Regions from separate parts of the Homo sapiens genome. Here region 2 is linked to region 1. Evidence: chromatin loops called from intact Hi-C (ENCODE). Cell type or tissue: Caco-2. All regions are shown on one strand. Links, peaks and the distances in the headings refer to the core of each region. The heading gives the core; the rest is flanking DNA.

The links. Peaks named below come from ENCODE experiments on the same cell type or tissue, not always from the same donor. Only the 100,000 strongest peaks of a DNase experiment are listed, where the experiment ranks them.
Region 2: it touches region 1 in a loop (18-fold over the local background); 16 of 110 quality-filtered maps call a loop at or near these places.

Annotation. Positions count from the first base shown.
Region 1 is chr4:154,803,262-154,811,498 of GRCh38, reverse strand. All of the region lies in intron 4 of RBM46 (RNA binding motif protein 46), which reads right to left. Among named protein-coding and RNA genes, the nearest start is that of RBM46, 26 kb to the right of the region's middle. In Caco-2, for the core only: a CTCF peak has its summit at 4,275; no DNase peak of the experiment used is centred there.
Region 2 is chr4:154,924,643-154,932,879 of GRCh38, reverse strand. No RefSeq gene overlaps it. Among named protein-coding and RNA genes, the nearest start is that of RBM46, 150 kb to the right of the region's middle. In Caco-2, for the core only: no CTCF peak of the experiment used is centred there; a DNase peak (open chromatin) is centred at 4,059.

The sequences.
Region 1 (8,237 bases), core at 1,588-6,587:
TTCTTCACTATTTACATGGTACTTAGTATATATAAAAGGGAATGTTCTGGGCCCTTTATAATTTTAACTCATTTAATACATGTAATTACCCTATGAGATACTGTTATCATCATTCCTATTTTACAAATGATGAAACTGAAGGACAGAGAAGTTAAGTAACTTTCCCAAGTAAGTAATGAAGCTAGAATGTGAACCCAGGAAATCTGGCTCGAAATGCCATACTCTTTTTTCCTGTGTTGCCTATATGCTATGCCATAGTACTTAATTTCCTTTTCCTGAAATTCTTTCTAAAGTGCAATGTACCATTTCCTGACCCCAATACCAGTTTAGGTCAGGTCATCCAATTGTATGTTCTCATAACACCCCGTACTACTTCAGAGCATTTATCAGAACTCTAACTGAATATTGGTCTCAATAGAATGTAAGGTCTATGAAAGCAGCAACTGTGTCTAATTCACTACAGTGATCCTCATAACTTTACACAAAACAGCCTTAGGTAAGTATTTGTTGAAGGAACACATTTTAACAAGATTTAACAATCAGCCATCTGCCAGTTAATAAACTAAACATGAGAAGCCTAAAGGAATGAATAGTAAGCAAAAGGGATATTCTTACGAGAATAAAAATTCCCAAATCAAACTTTCTTAATCAGTTTGCAAAAAGTAAATTAAAAAGTAAATTTCTCAGAGGGCTTGAAAATGGCAAGGCCATTATATTCCAAGTGGTATTAGGGAACATAATTCTGAGTTACAATAGTCTAGTAAAGACTCTTTCCTTCCCCCATATATTTCATGGATTTAAAATAAATGTTAAAAAATTATTTTTGTTTGTTGTTTTGTACTGAGAGAATTTTTAGCAGCTGAAAGGCTTAGATAGTTCTGACTTATATTAAGCCATAATCTACCTCCTTAAAACTTTGCTCTTTTAGACTTAAGTCCACTTCCTAGAGCTCCAAAGATAAAGACTAAAGTCTTTTTTCCACGTGCGAGCACTTCAAACATTTGAAAACTGCAATCACATTTCCTCTGTATTAGTATTTACACACTAAACAGCTCCAAATATTTCAGTTGTTCACTGTCCTATTACATATTATGGCGTTTCCAAGCTCACCCAAGTTGTCAAGGTTGAATTAAATTGTGGTGCCCAAAAGCAACCAAAACATTCCAAATATAGTCTGAGTATAATAAAATTATTTAGCCTTGATACTATGTAACTTTCCTATTTTACCTTGAGTTATATTAATTTGAGACTCTCTAGAGTAGAAAGACTCTTATTCCAATTTTGACAAAATAACACAAGTTCTCACCCTTGGCTGGCTTTCATTTTTTCCCAATTTAATAATGAAATATAGAAACAGAGAAATATATACAATATAGATGTGTATGCCTTACATAATTAAAAAAATGAAAACATGTACTCACCACCCAGGTTTAGAAATAGGAAATTACCAGTACCTCAGAAGTCCCTTTGAATCCTTTCCAATTTCTCCCTCCAAGTAGTAACTTTTAAATGTTAGTAATTCCCTGGCATTTTTATGGTTTTACCTCATAATCATCTATCCCTAAACAACCTATTGTTTGGTTTTGCTTGGCTTTATTTTCCTAATCATAATTTCCAATTGTCTCAATTTCTCCAATTTAAAATCTGAATCCTTTTGTATTTTACATATTTTTAAGGAGCCACCTCAAATCTTTTGTGGAATGAGGCAGGAATGAAAGTGAACAACCTACCCTTACCAGTAAAAACCATGAAGAAAAAACAGAGGGCAGACTAATGTAATACTTAGGTAAGTGCACTGCATCAGTATGAAACAATGTCATCTCTGCAGGTTAAGAAATTGAGTGGAGGAGAAACTGAACATCTTTCCAACTTTTCCTAAGCTGGGTTTTGTATTGAATTTGTGTAAATTTCTAGAATCAATATACTATATATTTAAAGAGCATTCTAGGATAAACAAGTAAGCTAACTATATTCAGATTATTTCCTTTCCATTTTTCATGCCTCCTATCTAAATACTTGGGAGTTGATTATACAAGTTTTTGTCATAGAAAACTCATTATAAATAATTTCAGAATAAAAAAACTAAAATTAAAAATCATTACAGAAAAATTCTGATTAAATCTAAAGGCAATGAAATCATTCTCCAATATATCAATTCAAATGAGAGCATCTGATATCATCAAGCTGCTTTCCAAGGCCTCAGAGGATTGATGAAAACCCTGTCCATCCTTCTCCCAAGCCACATTAGCTAATGTAGCAACACCCTGCCTGGAGCATAAATCACAATAAAAAAATACATAAATAAGAAAATAAAATGTAAAGATATAAAAAAATCAATAAAAGTGAGTTTTAGAACACTAGTATATTAGTGAGAAATAGAAGAGTCACACATACATATATGTATTTCAATACAATAACTTAAAAATCTTAAATCTACTAAGTAAAATAGGGAAAATATTAAGAAATAGAGAAAATCATTACTATCTCATTTGTAAATCCCTCTCCGAAACTAAGTGAGTGCCTTCACAGTGAAAGCAATCATATTTTTGCTTAGTATTGCCTCTTTCCCTTTAATTCTTAAGTGAAAAGAAATAATGTTTCAATGTTCTGGTATAATCACTATTTCTATACTTGATACACACACCTAAGTTCACACCAAGGAATCCCTTAAGGGATTCTTATTCTCTCAAGGAAACACATGTACACACATATATACAGGTGAAATGCCTTTAAATTAACAAGCATTTCACTGCTTGAATTATTTATAGTGCAGAACAGAATCTTAACCTGTTTTCCAAAGATTGATAATGGCTCACCTGGAACCTTATAACTTCTGTGCCCCAAATTATCCAATACTTTCATAAATTCGTAACTACAGATTTGGTCACCCTTGGACCAAAAATTAACTGGGCAGCAGCAGGAAAAAAAAAGCCGTCCACATACATGGCACATATGCTGCAAATTTTGTGGATATTCATTTACCCCATAATCTGGCCAGTAAACAAGCAGACTGGAACTATGTATTGTTGAAACAAAGTTAACAAGAAAAAAATTAAGTAAATGGGCTTCGGTCTTACAAAAATCCATATACAAAACAGGATTAAAGAAAAGTACAAAGAAAAAAAGTAACTCTAATAAAAACATCCTTAGACTATATAATGGAAGGACAATCAAATTGCACAAAAGAAAAAGTAAAGCATAGGTCAACAAAGATTTATCTACTCTATAAAAAGGTGGAGTTTTATATCATGGTTTACATTTTATTTAAATAAGTGCCAATCCCTTGAATTTGTGTACAGAAATCAAGGTATACTGTTTAAACACACAAGAATAGTAACAAAGTACAAAAACCAAATTATCAGGCAATACAACTGTTTAAGAGATTGATGTTTTCTGATGATTGTACTCTTATATACTTTTTAATCCAAAGTTATAAACATAATTATAGTAGAGCTGATAATATTATTAGTGTAGTACAAAGATTATATTTACTGAATCAAAGCAATGTATAGGCAAACTAAATTTATTTAGTTACCCAAATTATTTTCTTAAAATATGAACTATTGTGTACATAAAATTTCATATGCAGGCCATTCTTATAGCTCAAATGTTACTTGCTATATATGAGACAAATAAGGACCCGCATGTCATTAATACATCTCTAACCAAATACTGTCACTTAAGGAGCATGAAAATCCAAGGAGTTATTAATATTCTGGTGATTTAAAGTTTCTAATTATTTGGGGATACTAAGGTTTTTAATTATTGTCCTTCTGTTTTGAAGCTTCACAGGAAAGTGAACCATTCTTGGAGGTAAGGTACTACCAGGTCTTGGAAAGAGGAAGAAATGCTCTGGGATTGATGATATATCAGATATTAACTAGTAAGGGCAGATACTATGTTTGATTTTACCTAAAAGGCCTGGAAGAAACACTGAATTTTAAAGTAGTTAAAAGCATAAAATAAATTCGCCATAGTGAAACCATCATTCTACATCTTCTGTCTCCTTATTCATGAGTCCATTCACTTAATTACACTGCTACAGCATAAAAAATTGTCTACTAAATATTAAACAGGAAGCAGAGATAAGGGCATGATAGGCTGAAGAAGACTAAGTAGAGCATTTCACAGAGATTTTTCTGATTCTAAAAAAAAAAGAAAGGTAAGACAAAGAGGAGCTACAAATCAACGTAACATTAAATTTCCTTTTAAAGCCACATTAAAAATACGTATTTAGGGACATCATGTGGCAAAATTATGAACTGCTACATTCAAAATATGTATTTAGGGACATCATGTGGCAAAATTATGAACTGCTACTAACATTTAATTGTGTGTATATTTAACATATACACACAATTGCTAATGGCATCTGACATAAAGGGAAATTTTTAAAACCATTTTTAAAAATATGAATTAAATAAGATTAGACATTAGATTAATACAGCAGTAGCTGCTATTAAAACTAGTTTATTAGAAGGAGTATTTTAGGACCGTATTAACCAGACATTAAGAAGTTATAGGGTAAAGAATCAAGCATGATCAAATAGATTTATGAAGTAAATAAAATAATAAGGATCACCTTCATCAGTTAATAAACCTATGGGACAGATACTCCCCACATGGCATGTTTTGATACACATCATTATTTTCCTAGATCCTCTGTTACAAAAAGAAAATTTAGTTTCCAAACTTTTAAGTAGTTAACTTGTTTTCTAAAAACCTTGGTTTTGGCTATAGTAATTGATTAGCAAATTCAGAGAAGAAAATAACTGAAAAACAATTAGTTGTCATTATGCAAATAAAACAGTTGACTGACTGAATCTTTTATTTATTTATTTTTTTTTCCAGCTGTTCTGCTGTGAAGTAGGGGGGCATAAGCTTTGAATTCCATAAAGGAAGGGATATTAAACTGATGGATTATTTCTTGCAAAAGCAGCTGTTGGTTTTAAACTACTTGTACTCAAATATGTATCTCTGCAGACATAAAATATTTTAAAGTATTATTTTTGGTTCTACATAGGATTTTGACCATATTTTAAATGAAACCATAATCTTTTTAGAAAAAAGATTCCTTAAAACTTACTAAATAAAATCCTGATATTTTAGATCTGAGGACATTGAAGTCCAATGACTAAACAATTCATTTGCCATTCTAAGGTCACACAATTTGTTGATGGCTGAGAAAGGATTCTCAATTCTTATACTTTTATTCTGGTAATCATTCTATTAAGCTGCTTCTCTCACTGTACTAACTCCATAATATATATGGTGCATTAATACAAGTGTTTGTAAGATGAGAATTATAAGTAATGCTAAATGTTCATTTAAATGGTCTTTCAGAAAAAAAAAAGTAAACTTCAAGAGTAATACAAATACATTTTCATGAGGACTAAGCCCTCTCAGAGGGTCAAAGACACATAGTTGAGTTAATGGAATTTTGGTCACCACTTGGTCATATGAAAACAAATGTGTAAAATGTTGATCCTGATGCCTATTTCTCATTTAAGTAGGTAAATTTTAAAAGAAATTTTGCAAATTACCTTTGTTCTTTAAAATATGAGTTTGAATAGTATCATCCAAGTTAGAGCTGTAGTTAAAACTGGAAAAAAATTCTGAAAAGTATTATTTTTCTTCTATTTATAATTTATAACTCCATTATAATATCATAGAATCATTATTTCATGTTTGGCTTAAGTGCCTCCTAGAATTATTTCTTAAGTTAAAAAAACCTGGAGAAAGTTTCTCTTTATTTCAAAGCAATGGTTTGGAATATTTTTATCTGAAATTATTTTTTATTTTTGCATTTCTGCCCATCAATCTGGAAATAATAATAGCTCATAAGAAAAAAAGCACCAAATATTTTTCAGATTAAAACTTCTCACAATAGTATACTTTCACAAAAGTGTAACTTTCAACAACAAATTTACAAGTGATAACAGAAATAAAAGCTTCATTTGAAAAAAAGGATAAGCTAACAGCGACTATCATGCTTAGAATATATATCTACTAAATACTATTCAATTACCAGAAAAAAATGCAAGATTCTACTGATGTACGCCATTTCAAAGTCAAATATAAGAAGCAATATACAAGTCCATTACAAAATGAATACTGAAATAAGTAAGTACAAAAGATATTGTAAGAATGAATATTCACACACAAAATGGTCCACACAAATCAAGATGGATTCATCTGGGAAAAAAATACTTGCTCAGAGGAAAAGCAGATATATCCAACATAGTTGCACTAAGAAAAAAAAGCAAAGTTTTAAGAAACAGGACTAATGAAATTTTAATTAACTAATGTTTACATCTTTTCAACTCCTTTAATTCTTCCTAAGTCACACTGAAATTATGAAAGCAAACAATATACAGAACTACCTGCCATTAAACCACCACATGCTATTTTTCTAAGAGGAGTTTGCTCATGTTGTGCCCCTCTCTGACACAAACTCTGCAAAGGGTTTACAACTGAGGTCAGGGAAGCATACCTTTTTCCTCTTCTACTCCCAAAATAACCTATGCAAAGAATTTGTGTATCTGCCTTCATCACTAGACTGTGACTCCTTAAACAAAAAAACAATGTTTTATTTATCTTTAGCTCCAGAATGCTTAGGAAAGCACACTTAGCATGTAAGAGGCTTTCAAAAAGACCTGTTTAAAAAAAAAAAAAAAAAAAAAACAACCTTAATCATTTTTGTCCAGAACAACAGTACACAAATCTGATGAAATTAAATCAGTGGCACATGTTAGTGACAGGTTCTTCATCCCTGTTTTAAAAATTTTCCAATAGCCATACAAGTAAGAAAAAAATACCACTTGTATCAGTATTACACAAACACAGAAGAGATGCCCTGCTTAAAATTATTTGCTAATAAATTATACAACAAGGTGAATTATCAATACAGATAAGACTACCTTCCTCTTTCCACTAAGTATTCTCCAGGACTTTCTTCTTCAAAACTCTAACTCTCCAGGACGTTCCTTGATCTCCTTGATTTTGTTTATTCCACTTCTACAATGCAAAGAATCCTCCAAAGAAAAGCAGTGGCAATACTGAAAGACCCAGATTCAAAACAGAGTTGACTTTTAGAAAGAGAAGTACTATTCGCCTTGATAGTTTGCTTTATTACTAAACAGATAACGAGATTGTGAAGATAGAAAAGACTTACTTAAAAATAAGTGATACTGAATGACCCAAGATATCTCCATATAGCAAATATTTAATATAGAACCTATCTATTCTAACCCTCCAGTCTATATTTGGTTTAGATCATTCTTGCACTGCTATAAAGGAATACCTGAGACTGGGTAATTTATACAGAAAAGAGGTTTAATTGGCTCACAGTTCTGTAAGCTTTACAAGCATGGTGCCAGAATCTGCTAGGCTACTGGGAAGGCCTCAAGGAACTTTTATTCATGGCTGAGGGCGAAGCAGAGGCAGGCACATCCCATGGCAAGAGCAGGAGCAAGACAGCGAAAGCAAGAAGGTGCTACACACTTTTAAACAACCAGATGTGGTGAGGAATCATTCACCATTGCGAAGACAGCACCAAGGGAATGGTGCTAAACCATTCATGAGAAATCCACCGCCATGATCCAATCACCTCCCACCAGACCCCAACTCCAACACTGGGGATTACATTTCAACATGAGATTTGGCAGGGACAAATGTCCAAACTATATCAGGATTCTACCCATTAAACTCACTCACTATCCTACAGATTACAGATCCCTAAAAATAACCCAGTAAATACATAATTTCCTTTTTTTTTTTTTTTTTTTTTTTTTTTTGAGACGTAGTCTGGCTCTGTTGCCCAGGCCTGAGTGCAGTGGCTTGATGTCGGCTCACTGCAAGCTCCGCCCCCCGGGTTCACGCCATTCTCCTGCCTCAGCCTCCAGAGTAGCTGGGACTACAGGCGCCTGCCACCACGCCCGGCTAATTTTTTTGTATTTTTAGTAGAGACGGGGTTTCACCGTGTTCGCCAGGATGGTCTCTATCTCCTGACCTCAAGTGATCCGCCCGCCTTAGCCTCCCAAAGTGCTGGGATTACAGGCGTGAGCCACCGCGCCCAGCCCATAATTTCTTTTCCTGCTGGTTAGGTAATGAGTTTCCAGTGAGATAAGAGAGGTCATTCCTTGCCATTATGAAGATGAAGATAGTCTCTAATTTTAAGTAAGTGAAAAAGGATAAGGAAGGTTCTATTTTGGCATTAACCCCAACTTCCAGCTTTT
Region 2 (8,237 bases), core at 1,123-6,122, 120 kb before region 1:
TGAAGACACAAATAAATGCAAAGATATCCCATGTTCATTAATTAGAATATTTAATATTGTTAAAATGCTCATATTACACATAGCAATCTACAGATTCAATGCAATCCCAATGACATTTTTCACAGAGACAAAAAAAAATTCTAAAATTCATACGGAATATGAAAAGACTCCAAACAGCCAAGCAATCCTGAGCAAAATGAACAAAGCTTAAGGTATCACACCGCCTGATTTCAAAATATGCTACAAAGCTATAATAATCAAAACAGTATGGTTTTGGCATAAATATAGACACATAGACCAATGGAACAAAATAGTCCAGAAATAATTCCACTTATTTTTAGTCAATTAATTCTTGACAGAGTTGCCAAGGGCACACAAGGGAAATGATAGTCTCTTTAAAAATGGCATAGAGAACACTGGATAACCACATGCAGAAGAATGAAATTGAACCATATTTCACCTTATTGAGAAATTGAACCTTATCTCACACCATGTTAAAAATTCAACCCAAAAAATCGATTAAAGACTTAAACATAAGGCCTGAAATTTTTAAATTACTGGAAGAAAACAGGGGAAAACCTTCTTGACATTGATCTTTGCAATGACTTTTTGGATATGACGCCAAAAACACAGGAAACAAAAGCAAAAATAGACAAATGGGATTGTATGAAAATAAAAACCTTCTGCACAGATAAAGATACAATCAATGGAGTGAAGAGATAGCCTATTTAATGGGAGAAAATATTTGCAAGGCATATATTCAAAAAGAGGTTAATATTTGAAACAAAGAACTCAAACAGCTCAATAGCAAGAAAACAAATAAGCTGATTTCAAAATGGGCAAAGGACCTGAATAGGTATTTCTCAAAAGAAGACACAGAAACAGCCACCAAGTAGGTGAAACAATGTTCAACATCACTAATCATCAGGGAAATAAAAACCAAAACCACAATGAGGTATCACCTCACACTAGTTCAAATAGCTCTTACCAAAAAGAAAAAAGATAGTGAGTGTTGGTGAAGATGTAAGGAAAAGGGAACCCTTTTGCACTGTTAGTGAGAATGTTAATTGATACAGCCATTATAGAAAATACTATGGAGGTTTCTTTAAAAATTAAAAACAGAACTATCATATGATTCAGCAGTTCCACTTCTGAGTATATTTTCCAAAGGGAAAAAAAATCAGTATTTCAAACAGAGATCTGCACTCCCATGTTTATTGCAGCATTGTTCACAATAGCCAAGATATTGAATCAACCTAAGTGCTCATGAACAGACAAATGGATAAGGAAAAAGTAATGTATATTTATAATGGAATATTATTCAGACTTTAAAATTTTTTTTAAAAATTCTGTCATTTGTGACAACATGAATTAACCTAGAGGACATTATCCTGAGTGAAATAAACCAGACCCAGAAAGACAAGTACTGCATGATCTCATTCACATGTGGAATCTAAAAAAGTGGAACCCATAGAGCAGAGAGGGAAATGAAGAGATGTTGGTCAAAGTGTACAAAGATTTATTTATAAAGGATGAATAAGTTCTGGAGACCTAATATACAGCATGGTGACTATAATTAGTAACATCAAATTATAGACTTCAAATTTGCTAAGAGAGTAGATCATAAATGTTCTCACCACACAACAAAAGGTAACTCTGTGAGGTGATGGATATGTCAATTAACTTGATAGTGGTAATCATTTTACAACATGTACATATATCAAAACATCACATTGTACACATTAGATATATACAGTTTTATTTTGTCAATCATAACTCAGTAAAGCTGGGAGGGGAATAAGTAGTTGTGTATATATTAAATATAGCTCCTTGCACTTTGGGAGCTTTGCACACCTGAGGTCAAGAGTTCAAGACCAGCTTGGGCAACATGGTAAAACCACGTACCTACTAAAACTACAAAAATTAGCTGGGCATGGTGGCATGTGCCTGAGGCAGGAGTAATGCTTGAACCCGGGAGGCGGAGGTTGCACTCAGCTGTGATCATGTCACTGCCCTCCAGCCTGGGCGACAGAGTGAGACTCTGTCTCAAAATAAAAAGTAGCTTCCCTTTCACTTTGCCTTCAACCTGCTTCAGATACAGGGTGACAAATGTTCTCATGTGAATTATCAATTTGCCGCGGACCTTGCTGGACTGAACAAAGTAGGACAAACCTGGGAATAAAGACAAAGACAAAAGAGTATATTTGGAAGAAGGGGTCGGGGGCTCCTTGCTTCTAGTGAACAAGGGCCCTGAGCTTCTATAGCCCTTCATATTTATTGAGTAAATGAGATAGGGAGAAGGGGGTGGTTGTGGTCAGCTGCTTGACTGGGTGCAGGCCTGCAGGACTGCATTCTTTGAACAGTAGTCTCCAGGTATTCCAGTAGATAACCTCAAGGAGCATGACACCAGGGAGTAACTGCCCTCAGCAAACCTTCTGGCAGCAGGTGCAGTCGCAAGTTTGCCCACATTCTGCATTCATGATAAAGTTTGCTGTTCGATCATATAGCCTCCAGCAGAATGCTGTGTTGGTCACGACCCACAGACCTTCAGCTTCCTACATCAGTTGATTTGTTTTGTGTAGTTATAAAGCCTTATTGTGTCCAACTGAGTCCTTCACATGCATGCTACTGTTATATTTGCCCAAAATTATACTGTGTGAATGTTACAGTTTGAGTTCTTTGGGAAACATACACTGAGGAAGTTTATTGAAAAGAGCTCTTGGCCTCAACAGCTGAGGAGGAGGAAGGAATTAGAACTGGACAGAGTGGGTAGAAGAACTGCACTGTAGTCACACAGAGGCCCCAGATGATCCTGCTGGGAGTTCCACGGCTGAGATAGGCCTTCAGCTTAACCTCAAGTTGAGGCAAGGAATCCAGTCTTTATATTCTGTCTTGGGCCAGTCATTAGACTCAGGCTAACTGGGAAGCGGGTGAGGTATAACTTTAGGCCAGGCTATTCTCTTCAACTTCCTGGAGAGGGACTCAGTTGAGAGCATTGAACCACCAACCTCTCAGCAACTGAGGGAATGAGTGTTGTGTGCTGGTTTAGGACAAGGGTAATATTCAAATATTTAATATTCAGTAATGACCCATCAAATGAGGTCCCCGATAAATGGCCCCCAGATGTTGGGAACTTTTTGGATACCAGCCCTCACTTAGGGTATTCCCTTTCTTGGAAAGGGGACATAGGCACTGCCCACTGAGCCCTGTGGAATTATTAGTCCATTTTTAAAAAACAGATCTACAAAACTTGACAGAAGTTTGATAAGCTAAATGACCACAAAGAAGATATTTTCAGTTCAATCAAAATAAAAATATAAACAGAGAAAACACTTTGGTTCTGCATGACGTTCTTCTAAAACAATCAACTCTGAATGCCATTCACTTAGAAGAGTAAAGATAAAAAGTCATTATCTAAATGAAATCAGATGTGACATTTTACAATGACACTCTCCATTTTTCATAGGGTATTAGTTACCCTTTCAAAGCAAGAAATCAAACATTTGGTCCATGGGGAAATTTGTTTCCCACCTACCTGGGTTTACAGACTGTGACTTTTTTACCCCAAGTTTCAGGTCTAGCTGAAACAGTGAAGAGGTATTTTGAACTAACTACAGTTTATTTTCTTTGAGTTCTCCAATGGTGAAGGGTTTTGTTCTCTACGCTATTAAGAACCAGGTTAGCTGATAGACACTGCAGCTACGAGGACTAACAGGGCCCCTATTTTAAAGAATATTGCAAAATAAGAGGATGTGGATATTAAGAGCACTGGCTTTTATTATTTGCAATTTAGAAATTATAGCGGGTGCATCTTTTGTTGAGAAATATCTTTACAGTAATATTTATCAAGTAATGAATATTAGAATAAAGATTTTTAAAATACCCTATTTATGTTTTTCAATTTTCAGAACAAATGTATTACTTCCGGTCACACAATCTTGTTTTCACATAATTTAGAAACATAGTCTAGAATATAATTTTCAAATTCTTAATATAAATCCTGGAAGTCCATTCACTTGTGAACTTCCACTAGGAGGAGCTACGGGAACACGGAGCAGATCCTCAAATGCACAGGCATGGGCAAACAGCAGTGATGGGAAAGCTACCCAGTGAGCAAAACTTAACTTGAAGACCAGTGTAATATGAAGGAGAACAGATGCTACATAGATCATCTTATTATTTTTAGTTTTGGTGCCTCCCAAAGAAGATGTGCCTTTGGGCACATCTTGAAGAGAAATATAATGGTGTAGAAGTAACAATAGATTCTACTCTTATCTAAAGAGCAGTTTAAGGGCAAATATCACAGGACAACTGTAAAATGTATCATATAAAGATGACAATCTCTTAACACCCTTCCCTCATTTCCTTCTCCATTATGTTATCTTGGGTGTTCAAATCCCAGAACAATAAAGGGCCATCAAATGCCTCTTTCATTACTTTTGCAATGACTTGATTAATATATGCCATAAATCGTGACTCATAAACTATTAGAAAACCAGAGCAGTCTTAGAAAAAGCCCAGGTTTGCAGCTCTACCATATATATACTCTATGTAATCTTGAACAAGTCACCTGATCTCTCTTCTGTCAGATGAAGATAACAGAGTGGATCATGACAGTTGTGAACACCATGGATAATATTTGAAAAATGCTTGATACATCTTTAGCTCTTAATAAAAGGCAATTATTGAGGAGTTATAGAAGAGTCCCAGAGTATGGCCTAGCCTCAAATATCTTGCTGATCCAATAAATGAATGCTGACCCTGGGAGTTCATGTAGTATAGAGGAAGTGATGAAGTTGCATTTTACAAGAATGCTTTTGGCCAAGGCACTCCAACCAAGCAGAAAACTTTTTGTTAAATATATCTGCTCTCTACCTGTTATATTCCTCCCTCTAAATGTTAGGCAACTTGGTTGCCCCTCCCTAAAGTCTCTGCCCCATCTCTGTATCCAGGGTCAATTTTTTTTCATTGTCAGTGGGAAGTAAAGAAGCTCCGGGTCCACATTGCAGTGAATTTACCTCAAGAACAAATTATTTCTGATGCAGTACTAAACTGGAGCCATAGTTTTAGAGACTGGGATCCTTCCTTTAACCCAAATACTTACCAAATGGCCATTATTCCCCATCTTAATTAACCCTATAGGCCACCCAATTTAAAGTGGCCATCCAGTCAATGTTGCATTATCCTCAGACACCAAACCCCTGACATTGACCCGAGTCCTAGGCAGAGACCCTGGCACATCAGCTATGAATGTGTGCCACTTACATCTCTTATCAGAAAAGAACTTGTTGCTTATCTGTAGAGCATGCAGAGTGCCTCTAACTGCAGTGTCTCCAGGATCTGGCCTCAGCTGGAGAGCTTCAAACCACAAAGTAGGCCTGGCGAAGTCCAGATAATCCAATAGGGATCTTCAGAGCAAAGATTGTTCTTTACAGAAGACTTAGACTGAGAAGAAGTGGTCAGGCCCAATAGCCCCATGGTGCTTAGTTATCAGAACAGCTCCTCAGGCAGAGTCTGGCTTGGCATCTCAATGCCTGCTCTCCAGAGGACCCAACTGACATAGTCACCCACTTACCACTTCTTCCCTCTAGCTGCTAGCCCTAGTTACTGCCTCTCTCTGGGCAGGGGCTGATGCTTATTGGTTCAGGCTAGTGGAAAGCAACCATTCTATAGCATTTTCTGTCTACATATCAGCTACACATAAAGTAGAAGCGCTTTCTCATCCTAAAAGTCTGAACCCCAAAGATGCCTTTCTGAGGTCTCTACACACATTTCTTTTTCCAGAGGAAGACTCTTTAATAATAGCATCAACAATAACAACATTTACCTATATGCAGGACATTATAACTTTCAACACAATTTCATAAGCAATAGAATCATTATACTTTCAATCTAAGCAAATTCAATTATTCACATTGAGAAGAAAAAGTGAGAGAGAGCAACTTAAACAACCTGGTAATTCTGCCTGCCAGATAAACAAAATAAACCTTTCCTATGAGTGACTAATGCAGTCAAGCCTGAAAAAGTAATCACATGTTCCAGAAAACTTCAGAAAAATGCATGAATAATTTTAGGAGTTTTCTGACTAATGACAAAGAAGTGGAAGACTTTGCCTAGTTTTTCAGGTGAGTGGGTGGCATTGAAGTAATAAATTGAAGAATTAATACAAACTCCAGGAGGGATCCAAGATGGCCAGTTAGAAGCAGCTGCAGTCAGCAGCACTCACAGAGAGAAGTGAAAACGGGTGAATTCAGCACCTTCAACTGAAGCATCCAGGTTCTCGCACTGGGACTGACTAGGAAAACAGCTCAACCCATAGAGAACGAAAAAAAGCATACAGGGCCAATGGGTGCCAAGGAGCCAAAGGAATTCCCACCCAACCAAAGGAAGCAGTGAGTGATTATGCAACCCTGCCCAGAAAACCACACTTCTCCCAAGGATCTTTAGAACCCACAAATGAAGAGATTCCCTTGTGAGCCCATACCATCAGGACCTTAGGTCCAATACACAGAGTTGTGTGGAGTCTTGGCAGAGCAGTCACTCAGGCACACACAGAGATCCAAGAGGTTTTTTTGTTTGTTTGTTTGTTTGTTAGTTTTTGTGAGACAGAGTCTATCTCTGTCACCCGGGCTGGAGTGCAATGGCGCCATCTCGGCTCACTGCAAACTCCACCTCCTAGGTTCAGGCGATTCTTCTGCCTCAGCCTCCCAAGTAGCTGGGATTACAGGCGCCCACCACCACAGCTGGCTAATTTTTTGTATTTTTAGTAGAGATGGGATTTCACCATGTTGGCCAAGATGGTCTCGATCTCCTGAATTCATGATCTGCCCGCTTTGGCCTCCCAAAGTGCTAGGATTACAGGTGTGAGCTACCGTGCCTGGCCAACCCAAAAGTTTTATATACTCCAGCCCCAGGATCCCTGGCAAGGTGGGAAATATGTCTGTACATATCCCTAGAAAGGGAGCTGAATCCAGGGAGATAGGCAGTGAGGTTCTGTGGGCCCCACTTCTACACACTTCACAAGACCCATTGGCTTGAAATCCCAGCCAGCCAACAGCAGTGGATTGGAGTCTGCCTGAGACTGTCTGCGTTTGGCAAGGTAGGGGGATGGCCACCATCTCTGTGGTTGGTAGACTCAGTTGTTCCAGCCTGCCAGCTGTGGAGAATACAGAAGATCCAGACAAGGAAGGGTCCCCCACAATTTCCAAATAGTGGCCAGACTAGTTCTTTAAGTAGGACCCTGATCCATTCCTTCTCACTGGGAGGCACCTCCCTGCAGGGGCTTTGGCCACTCCAGCCAAGGTTCTATGGACAGCTTTGATCTCTCCTGTGTCAGAGCTCCCAAGGGGAGGGCCAACTGCCAGCTCTGCAGTTCAGTCTATTCAGCTGTTCCAAACTGCTGGCTTTGGAGAATACAGGCGGATGGATAAGGAAGAGTCCCCCCCAAATACAGCACACCTGCTCCACCAAAAAGCAGCTAGACTGCTTCTTTGGGTGCATCCCTGATCCCATTCCTCAAGACAGGGTGAGACCTTCCATGGGGGTCTCTAGCCACCTCCTACAGGTGTGTGCAGGCTCACAACAGGTCAGTACCCCCTGGGATGGAGCTTCCAGAGGAAGGAGGTGGCTGCCATTTTTTCTGGCTGCCATAGGACTGCAGAAGCCCTATGGTAGAGCGGCCTGAAAAGAAAAACAAAAAGAAAACAACAACAACATCAACAAAAAAGACCCCAAAAAGCCTCATTCAAATGTCAGCATCCTCAAAGATTAAAGGTAGATAAGCCCACAAAGATGAGAAAGAATTAATGCAAAAATGCTGAAAACTCAAAAAGCCAGAGTCCCTCTTCTCCTCCAAATGACTGCAACATCTCTCAGCAAGGGCACAGAACTGGGCTGAGACTGAGATGACTGACTTGACAGAAGTAGGCTTCAGAAGGTGGGTAATAACAAACTTTGCTGAGCTAAAGGAGCATGTTGTAGCCCAATACAAAGAAGCTAAAAATCATGATGAAACAATACAGGAGCTGATAGCCAGAATAGCCAGTTTAGAGAGGAACATAATCAACCTGATAGACAGGAGAAACACAACATGAGAAGTTCACAATGCAATCACAAGCATCATTAGCAGAATAGACCAAGTGGCGGAAAGGATCTCAGAGCTTGAAGACTGTCTTTCTGAAATAAGACAGGCAGACAACAATAGAGAAAAAAGAATGAAACAAACCTTCAAGAAATAT